Linked DNA regions of Homo sapiens: region 1 is linked to region 2. A link is an interaction called in ENCODE POLR2A ChIA-PET data of the cell type or tissue named here. Cell type or tissue: MCF 10A. All regions are shown on one strand. Links, peaks and the distances in the headings refer to the core of each region. The heading gives the core; the rest is flanking DNA.

Region 1 (5,389 bases), core at 280-5,279, 60 kb after region 2:
TGTAATCCCAACTACTTGGGGTGGCTGAGGCAGGATAATCGCTTGAACCCAGGAGGCAGAGGTTGTAGTAAGCTGAGATCGCAGCACTGCACTCCAGCCTGGGCAACAGAGTGAGACTCCATCTCAAAGAAAAAAGAAAAGAAAAAGAAAAAAAGAAAAAAATTAGAACACACAGTCCATAGAGAAACCAGAAGTCCAAGACTGTCTAAGGAAAAGGCAAAAAGAAATACACAGATGCAAGAAGGAAAAATGGGGGCAATTCTGAAGCTAATCCTGTGTTCTTTTTTGTTGTTGTTGTTGTTGAGACAGAGCCTTGCTCAGTTGCCCAGGCTGGAGTGCAGGGTGTGATCTTGACTCACTGGGACCTCCACCTCCCAGGTTCAAGGGATTCTCCTGCCTCAGCCTCCTGAGTAGCTGGGATTACAGGCGTGCGCCACCACACCCAACTAATTTTTGTATTCTTGGTAGAGGTGGGGTTTTGCCATGTTGGCCAGGCTGGTCTTGAACTCCTGACCTCAGGTGATCCATCTGCCTCAGCCTCCCAAAGTGCTGGGATTACAGGCGTGAGCCACCACATCTGGACATAATCCTGTGTTCTTTAGATCTACACAGTGTATTAATTTTATGTGCAGTCTGGCTTGTTTCTCTTGGTCATAGGCAAGCTTTTAAAAGGGCTTGTCTGCGTAAGACAAAAATAATATGGAAGTAATCGGGGCAGTGCAAAGCATCTGTATGGGTTCAACAAAATCACTGGGGCCAGGTGTTTTCCTGAATGTGAAGTTTTTCAGACTTTGTACTTTGCACTACATAACATTCCCAGCAGAGCCTGGGAAAAAATAAAAACAGCCTAAAATCATAATCGAAGGCACTAATATTCTGCAGCAAAGCCTGTGAATAGGCAGCCACACTGAGTGGGGAAAATAAGGAATCTAAATAGCCTCGCATCCATTTGGGACAGGTATTGCGGCCAAATTAGTTCCGGTAAAGTCAGGTTTTGTCACCAAATGAGTTACAAAAGTATCTTTTGACTTTCAGTGCTTTGGGAATTTCAGGATTACAGTTTAAGAGAGTGTACACATCTTTTCCAACTCCTCCGTCTCCTGTTAGGGGTGTTCAATCTTCTTCAGCCAGGCAGTCCTCACACATTTCTTCTTCTCTTTTTAAAATAAACCTCTTATCTTTTTTCAGTTATGCTAAGGTGTAAATGACTAACAGCCAGCTCAGGTATACTTGCATTTTTAACAGAGGTAACAACTACATCCTGAATGGAATTTGGGACATTAACCAATCATTAATTTGATCTAGGAATTTAACATCCAGCTAGATGCTAATTAAGAAAGAAAAGATTAAGTGGTTCAATTCAATTAAATAAATTGTAGCTAATCGAAAAAAGTTGTTCCCTGCCTTTGGCTTAATTGACTTTGAAGTAGCCTACAGTTTTAAAAGTGCTTTTGCAATCATTATCTCATTCCTTGTACATTAACCTCTAGTTTTTTGGGGAGGGGCTTGTTGTCTTTTCTTTGAGGAAAATCAGGTTCAAAGGAGTGACTCATCCAAGGTCATGGAGTTGAAAAGAGGCAGAACCAGAAATCAGACCCAAAATTTGGCTAAAATTAAATCCTTTCTGTAAAACATTGGTTAGAAAATAAGGCAACAGTGTTTGTTTCCTCCCAGTTGGTGAAATGCAAATGTGAACTTAGATGATGATGATTCACTGTGGAAGCAGTAAAAGACATAAGAGAGAAAATGTATGTGTTCTTTTTCAGAGTGATCCCACTTTGTCTCATGATAGCTAATAGACCAGCTTTGAAGCAAATGTTCCTTGAGGTGTTGTTACCATCTCCATAATTTCTACTAGTGACAATAAAATCCTGGACTCTGAATCCCCAGACGAAATTTGCTTGGGTCATATTTATTTTAACCATCTGACATAGGAAGCTTAAACTGTTATGGAGGTGGCCAGAGATCATTTCCACAAACATGCATGTATTGCACACACTGCCAAGCTAACAGTAGGTGCTCAATAAATGTTAACTGAATGAATGCATCCCCTGTGATGACAACATTCCCTTTTGTCATTTTGACTAAGACAGTGGCTCCCTTCCCTCTATTGCTTGAGTAGATACAACATTCCCTAAAACAAATGCCTGAATCGAAGCCTAGGAGTAAGGTTAATTTGCTTTAAGGAATGAATCTGGGAGTTGCTTCCAAAAATAATGCCACAGTCTCTATAGGAAAAGCTTCAAGATAAATATAGAGTGTACACAAGCAAAATGGAAGCTAAAGCACATCGTCTGTTTCTCCTCTCTAGGAAGTTCCTTGTCACTCGTATTTCACTTTCTCCAAGAGGAAGTCTCCCGTGATTACACCAGTTGTATTCTTGTTTTATGCCTAGTGGGATGTACTGTAGTAAAATTCTGCTGGGATGCGTACCTCATTTTTGGCAACCATACTCCTTTTTATGTTTTACTTAACAAAAGGTGTTCATGAATCAGCTCAAAATCTCAGTTCATATTTAGATGACGCATTTTCTTCAACTGAACAACAGTCCACAGTTACAAATGCCAAACAGGAAGGGCACATCTGCGAAAAACAAGCCTCTTAAGCTGGAAGAATGAATAATGATGATGTGTGGGCTGTGCTTTCTACACAGCAAACTCTGGGAAGACCTTTCTGTGAACAGCTATCTGATAACAATTGAAGAGGCTTTGTGCTCCCACCCACCTCCCACTCTCTTTTGTATCAGTAACTCCGCAGGAGAAAAGGAGATTGGTGGTAAAGATTCCTTGGTCATTAGAAACTCAGGTATCTATTCAGAATCACAGAATCTCCAGGTATTCTTTTCTTCATCACTTATAGTTTTGAGTGTAGAGTAAATCTTTGAGTGTTTTCTTTGGGGATATGAAAGTTGTTTCTACTTTGAGTCTTAAATCCCCAGTAGAAGCTTCTAGATAATGAACCAGCTACTTAAATAAAATACTGGTTCAATTAGGATTTAATTAAAGTTTATGGTTATAAAACAATTCCATTTTCATTATAGAAATTATATGTGGAGTTTCCCATTTTTATTTTGCATAAATTTCTGTCATTCTAGAAAATGTATAAATTTGCTTCTAATTTGAATAATCTGTGTGTGCGTCTTTGTGTGTGCTTATGTGTGTGTGCGTTTAACAAAATGAGCTTACTGTTCAGTAAAATAATAAAATTTGAGTTTGGCTAAGCAGTCAGCGAATTAGCATGCTTTTTTGCCATCTTTGATTCATGGTAACATTTATAACTAACTTTCTTTAGTTTATAGATCCTTCTCTGTTACTGTCATATAATTGCCATAATAATAAAACCCCTCCTTCCCATATGGAATTCCATTAACAGTTTGGCTACTCTGATTATTGCTACTGTTTCATCCATCATGAGAAGAGTTTGCTACTGAGGAAGATGCTAACAGTATTAACCCTGGAACCTCCCACCTCCTCCCCCCATCCCCAAACTCAATTAAACCAGCATCACACCAAGACACACACAAAAAAGATGCCGCCTATTTACATAACACAATGATCAAGTAATAAATCAACATTAATCATGAATGTTGCAACAAGTCACTGAAAATGATGTTTGACCTCACCATGGACTGGACTCATCCATCCATAAACAGCATTTATTTCCAACTGGGAGCAACTTCCCACACCCAAGAACAGGGTCAAGCATTTCGGATACATATGACAGGCAGGTTTGATCTTTCCTTCCGGGTATCACTTTCCTTTTGTCCTAACTTCATTACCTTCAAATCCTGCAACAATCTTATCATAGAAATTATTCCATTTCCAACACCCTGAGTCCAATTGCCCGTTTTCTTCAAATCCCTTCTTAATGTCTACTTTCTTATGATGCTTTCCCCACTAATATGAATATAGCTTCAAAGTACGGTATACCTAGGCTTCCTGATTCAGTCTACAATATTATGTTTGAAAATTTATGGGAAAAATTGAAGCTAATTATTTTTGGTTAGTTCTGGGGAGTGTTTGACAAGAAGATATAATTCTCCAAGGCATGGTTCAGGCATTTGTTACAGTAGGAGCCACCTGTGCATCACCCCGACCCGTTCTCCCCATCCTTGTCTTCTCCTATAAGCCTCCAGTTAGAAAACCACTCCTCTCCATGGCAGGTCAAACATCAACAGCCTTACCCTTGGGCTTGGAGTGAAGTCATAGTTCAGCATGCAGCACCCTGAGGCAATCTTGACATCTCTATCACACCACACTTTTTAGTACATATCCACTAGATAGAGATAGGAGTGAATTTCTCTTCTTCCGGAACTTGCTTTATAAGCCTCTGAGCCTTTGCATATGCTGTTGGTTCTTTCTAGAATACCATCCTCACCTGTCACCAATACTCCCACCTCCATAGTTGTCTGTCTGGGAAACTGTTATTCACACTTCGAGTCTCCATTCAAGTCAGCGTCAGCCCCTGCGGAGTCTTTCCAGTCACTCTCAGGCTGACTTTGACACTCCTCTCTGTGCCTCACTGTGCTTTGCCCAGACTCCATGTTGGAGCTCATCTCTGCTTGCATTTGTGTAAGCGTCTGATCATCACTAGATTGTAAGCTAAGAGAAACCAGGAGCCATGTCATTTCATTTCTCTATCCCAGAACCTAGCACAATGCCTGTCATGAGAAGGGTTCAATGAAAAATTTAATGAATGAATGAGTGAATGAAGCACAATTCAACTGAAGCTAAAAGAGGGAACAACTAGGAGGATAATTGTGGTGAAATAATCAACATTCCTCTATCAAGTCAAAATTAAACTGCCTTGCAGTTGACTCAACTTTTTATTATTTTCAATTATTTCTCCAAATGTGCCTCTTCTTAACTATTTTGATGAACACGGCAGATAAGTGTTTAATACCAGTTGTCCCTCATTAGTTAGCTGATTAAAATGACAATATTAAAAGAAACAAGGTATGACTAATTCAGTGTTTTAATAGGAAAAAAAGAACATTTGCATACAAAAATCAGCCTGTGTCAGACGTAAATTGTGCACCATCACACTGATTACCTGCTATGGCCAATGACATGGAAGTTGAAAATAATAGAAATATGATGTGGTATTTAAATTAGTATCTTTCACAGCCATATGTTAAATATATGCTATTTCCCACATGACAAACTGATTAAATAACTTAGATAATGTTTTAATACACATCATTATACAAAAAAGATTAGAATAAACTATGAATCATTCTGTCAACTTGTGATTCAACAGAATAATGTATATTTTTCATGGTTATTAATATTTAGTGTCTTTCAGTAAATTAAAAATCAAGCTTAACAAAGGTTAAAAATATCTGATGACACATAGATGATTGTAAAAGTAATATATATTAATGAACCTT
Region 2 (5,389 bases), core at 60-5,059:
AAGGAATGAATAACCCGAGCACAACTCACTGACAGCAAATATTCCCGGCATCCCTACCCCTCTTCTTTCAGCTTATCCAAATTGGCTCTCCTTATTGTGCAGCTTAGTTCAAGTCAGACCTTAGGAATCCTTTATAACCTCACTGCCTTAAAATTCATTGATAATTTCTCCCATGGTTTTCCCATTTCCCAAATTCACAGAACTTACTCTGAGGATTATTTTTGATAATGCTTATAACTCATTTTATCCTTTACCTGGTCCTTGATAAATATTTTTTAAATGTAACATATGTACTAACATATGTACTAACTACCACATTGCACTGAATCAGTTTAAGATGTAACATTATTTTATATACCACTAAAAATGAAAAGATGCTGCCAATTAGGCTGCCAAATAGTAAATCATTATCACTTATTAGATGCATCCCAATAATACAGACATAAAATGTGAAAAATACTACCTTAGAAGCAATAATATATAATTTTATTACTCCTTTAGCATTTACTATGTATTTTCACAATCATTGCATGGAAATAGATCTTATCTCTTTAAGCAGTTGAAAATCCCATTAAAAGCCTATACATCTTATATTTCTCTGCTCATCCCCAGCACCAAGATCAGCACTAGAGCCTTAGAATCAGTGGTGGAAAAGTAGTAATGATAATAGCACTTTACATGCCATGTAGCATGGTAGCATTATTATTACCCCTTTTAGTAAATGAGGAAAGCAAAGTGATAGAATGTGCCCAAGGTCACCAAGCAGGTGGGTGTGCGGCAGAACCTCAGTTCACGTAGCCAGTTCTTTTCATTGCAGAGGCCAGGTTCCCAATGTCTATGCTGCTCTGCCCTCAGAAATGTGGGCAAAAAAGCTACAACGGGCAGGTTTAGGATAGGAGACACTGACCATATGGTGCTTTTTGGACATACCCATGTGAGTTTTCATTTTACAGCAAGGTTTTATATTAGTCTGTTCTCACATTGCTATAAAGAAGTACCTAGGCTGGGCGTGGTGGCTCACGCCTGTAATCCCAGAACTTTGAGAGGCCGAGGCTGGTGAATCACCTGAGGTCAGGAGTTTGAGACCAGCCTGACCAACATGGTGAAACCCTGTCTCTACTAAAAATACAAAAATCAGCCGTGTGTGGTGGCAGGCGCCTGTAACCCCAGCTACTCGGGAGGCTGAGGCAGGACAATCGCTTGAACCTGGGAGGCGAAGGTTGCAGTGAGCCGAGATCACACCACTGCACTCCAGCCTGGGCTACAGAGCAAGACTCAGTCTCAAAAAAAAAAAAAAAAGAAAAGAAACACCTGAGACTGCGTAGTTTATAAAGAGACAAGGTTTAATTGGCTCACAGTTCTGCAGGCTGTACAGAAAGCATGATGTTGGCATCTGTTTACCTTCTGGGAAAGCCTCGGGAAAATTACAATCATGGTGGAAGGCCAGGAGGGAACAGATAGGGCTGGAGCAGCAAAAGAAAGGAGTGGGAGGTGCCACACACTTTTAAATGACGAGATCTCCTGAGAACTCACTCACTACTGAAAACAGTACCAAAGGGTGGTGCTAAGTCATTCATGAGAAATCCACCTCCATGATCCAATCACCTCCCACTAGGCCCTACCTCCAACACTGGGGACTACAATTCGACATGCAATTTGGCGGGGACACAGATCCAAACCATATCAGTTTTATCCTCACAAACAGGGCCATTAGCAATAGCAACCAAAAACTAAGCCAAAATTGTTTGTTTACAACTTTAAGCCACTAGAGGGCAAGTATTAATAATCCTCCTCCACAAACGAATGATGTCTAATAAATATGCTCTGAATGTGATGATGCCTTTGGTCACCCCATAGCAAATAGTTTCTTTTAAAGGTTGCCACAAGTATGAAATTTTGTGGGCACTCTTTAGATTAAGGACCTACAAGGCTTTAATTTTAAAATCATTGACAAGATATTACATCAATATTAAGAAACATTTCAGTAAAGAATAGTACAATAAATTCCGTCTTCCAATTCCCTTCTCCCATATTCTAATGTCGTAATTTTTCCCATAGGCTTATCCATTCTATATGATTGTGTACATGGCTCAATTCATATTCTGCTCTTTCATACAATCTATCATAAGCTTCTTTCCAACTTTCTGTGCCAACCGTCAAAACCATGCCAACATAGTATTTTCTCCTGCATTTGGTTATTAAAGCATTTCCATCATGTTAAATGTTTGGAATTTCTACTTTGTTAGCTTACAAGTTGAGTTGAGTCTCCCGTTATTGTAAATAGCACCATTACGACCAAGCAGTGAACGGCAAAGAGACTTATTTCTGTGGATTTATTTATTTAGTAACTATCCTTAGGTATGGGATTATTGAGTCAAATCATATGAACATCTCTATGTTCATGAGATGATTTCTTAATAGTTCAACAGTATAAAACAGAGATCCCCATATTGAATTATTTCATTGTCCTGGAAAAAAAGGGGAGAAGGAGCAAAAAATTATAGAATAATAATAGTCGGCATTTACATCACACCTTATACTTTTCAAAGTGCCTTTGCAAATGGAAATAAAATACTACTTCGCCAAGCTGTAAACAACTGACTTTCTTAGGGACACAGTTACTGAAAGAGCTCATGAATAACTCAAGTGTGTTTAAGAGAGACTATCACAAGATCAAACAATGTTTGTTAAATTAAGAGATAAAGTCTGTCAAGGAAAAAAAACTAAGGTGCCTGTAGATTATTTAAGTGAAATATTGATCAGATTGATCACAAGCATGCTAAAGGCATAACTACATCTGTCATGTAAACTCCACTTAGTTCATAAAGTATTGAACGGGAACAGTAATTGTTTTCCTGTTAATGAGGCTGTAGACTATGTTCTCAGAGTGACTCACTTATTATTTAGTTTATTTCGAAATGGAGGGTGGCTCACCAGCATTCAGCTAAATTGGATAGATTACTACCACCACCACCAACAACAACAACCTCCAAAGTTGGGCTTCTGTCCAAAATATGCAATGGAGCTCTCACCAAAAACCAAAACGAAACAATTCTTTGAGTCATAAGTAGGCCAAACTACTCAAACCCACCAGTTACTATTTCCCTTCACTTAATTTTTGTAACATAACCCATAACTTAAAATCATCCTAAAGGAAGATTTTTGTTTTTAAGTAAGGTTAAAAATTAACCAAATAAGCTTGTGAATTATATGAAATAAGATTTTCCTATATCTGTTTCTAAGCAAGCTCTACAAGATGACACATTATAATGGTGGAAAAGTGACAGGACCCACAACATGGTTTGGGATTGATCCCCTGGATGATGGATGAGCCTTCTCTGTTACTGTGCATAAAACTTCCCTCTACTCTGTATACCAAGTACAAGTTTCCAAAAGGACCTTGTTCTCATCCTCTTCACAAGTCCTAGCATATCTGCTTAAAATACCTAGCCCTGCCAAAAGTTGGAAGAATCTAAGATGGCCTTCAGCAGGTGAATGGTTAATAAACTGTGGTACATCCAGACAGTGGGATATTATTTAGTGCTGAAGAGAAATGAGCTATCAAGCCATGAAAAAACATGAAGTAACCTTAGATGCATATCACTAAGCAAAAGAAGTCAATCTGAAAAGGTTATATACTGTATAGTCCCAACTATACGACATTCTGGAAAAGACAAACCTGTAGAGACAGTCAAAAGACAGTGGTTTCAAGGGCTGAGGGAGGAGGAAGGGATGAGTAGGCAGAGCACAGAGGATTTTTAGCACAGTGAAACTACTCTGTAGGATACTATAATGGGGGATACATGTCATTATACATTTGTCCAAACCCACAGAATGTACACCACCAGGAGTGAATCCTAATGTAAACTACAGACTCTGGGTGATAAAGATGTGTCATTGTAGGTTCCTCAGTTGTAACAATTGTACTTAATGGGGGAGTCTACACCTTGGTGGGGTCAGAGCGTGTATGGGAATTCTCTCTATCTTATGCTCAATTTTTGCTGTAAACCTAAAATTGCTCTAAAAAATAAAATCTATTAAAAAAAAACAAAAACCTTATCCCCACCTTCTTCACCTAGCTAAAGCTACCTGCCCTTCAAAATGTAGCTCGTGGGTCACCTCCTAGCTAATGTTCACTTTCTCATGTCTTCCTCGTCTTGACCTTCAGCCGCTTGAGGGCAAGGACCTTGTTTCATCTGTCTTTGGATCCCCGGATCTAAGCACAAGCACATAGTAGAGGCTCAGTAAATGTTAGCTAAATGAATATGTGAGAGAAGTTTTTTCCAGCCAGCTCTAGTTTGGCGAAGAAAATATCTAGTTGGCCTTTGTAATTAGCCACATACAGAGATGCATCAGAAAAGGACAGAAAACCTCCCTAAACTAACTAACTAACTAAATAATAAATAAATAAAATCAGCATTCTACCATATTCCAGAAGTCTGTGGGATCCTTTTATCAATAATGTGTTAAAATCCAAGCATGCTATAGCCCAAAACAGAGTTTAAAAAAAAAAAAAAAAAAAAAAACTCTATGAATCCTGCTTTCACTTCAAGCCCCCAAATGATTAAGAACAGGAAAAAAATCAAAGCTCTTGTTTAAACCAGGTGAAAATCGCATTCAAGAGCTCCCTCCGCCTTGCTTTCTGCCCACACAGTGCAGAAGTGTATAAAGTGCTGGATTGTGGAGAAAGCCTCACCGTGGTTCCAACCATGGAGAAAAAAGAAACTCCCTTGGCTCCGATTTACATAGTCACAAAACAAAACCCAACATGACAGACATAAAGGGCATATACATAGAGGAGAGTAAGAACCTGAGAACCCCATTGGCAAAGCGGCATCCGCCTAACGCAGGGTTTGAAATGAGTAATTTGTAGCTAAGAGGTAGCGCTGTCATGCAAGGCATCGGCTGTAGCTTTCCTCCCACCCCTCCAGAAAATAGTTTTGAAAATACTTCCAATTTAGGGCAGTCTAGCATACACAAAAGCAAACAATCAGTTCCTGAGAAAGTGCTTTCTGGGAGCGTCTCCATGCAGCACAGGTGAGAAGACAAGGTTAACTATAGGTAGACAGGCAACAAGGGTTTCATTTCGTGTCACTCTCTGCCTTTATTATGCATTATCCTTTCGGCCCAAAACTTCTGATCGCCCTCACCCCTTAAAGGACATCATTGCTGAAAGGAGTTTGGGGAAGAATTAGCAGTCATCTTTTCACCCTCCAACAATGACATCTTTCTCACAGGTTGTTGCAAGGCTTCCAAGTAATGTAAAGTGTACATAGAGAGCCTGGCACATAAAAGGTACAAGTAGCAGATGTAAAAGATCAAAAGCAGGGCTTGTCACTACTGAGGTGAGGTGGGGTGGGGTGGCAACATGTGGGCCACTGGACCCAGC

What was found. ChIA-PET counts read pairs that join two places held together with the same protein. Peaks named below come from ENCODE experiments on the same cell type or tissue, not always from the same donor. Only the 100,000 strongest peaks of a DNase experiment are listed, where the experiment ranks them.
Region 1: POLR2A ChIA-PET joins it to region 2 with 8 read pairs; 3 of 35 experiments call an interaction of 5 or more read pairs at or near these places.

What each region holds. Positions count from the first base shown.
Region 1 is chr10:63,062,357-63,067,745 of GRCh38, forward strand. No RefSeq gene overlaps it. Among named protein-coding and RNA genes, the nearest start is that of NRBF2, 68 kb to the right of the region's middle. In MCF 10A, for the core only: no CTCF peak of the experiment used is centred there; a DNase peak (open chromatin) is centred at 2,525.
Region 2 is chr10:63,002,487-63,007,875 of GRCh38, forward strand. No RefSeq gene overlaps it. Among named protein-coding and RNA genes, the nearest start is that of NRBF2, 130 kb to the right of the region's middle. In MCF 10A, for the core only: no CTCF peak of the experiment used is centred there; a DNase peak (open chromatin) is centred at 2,995.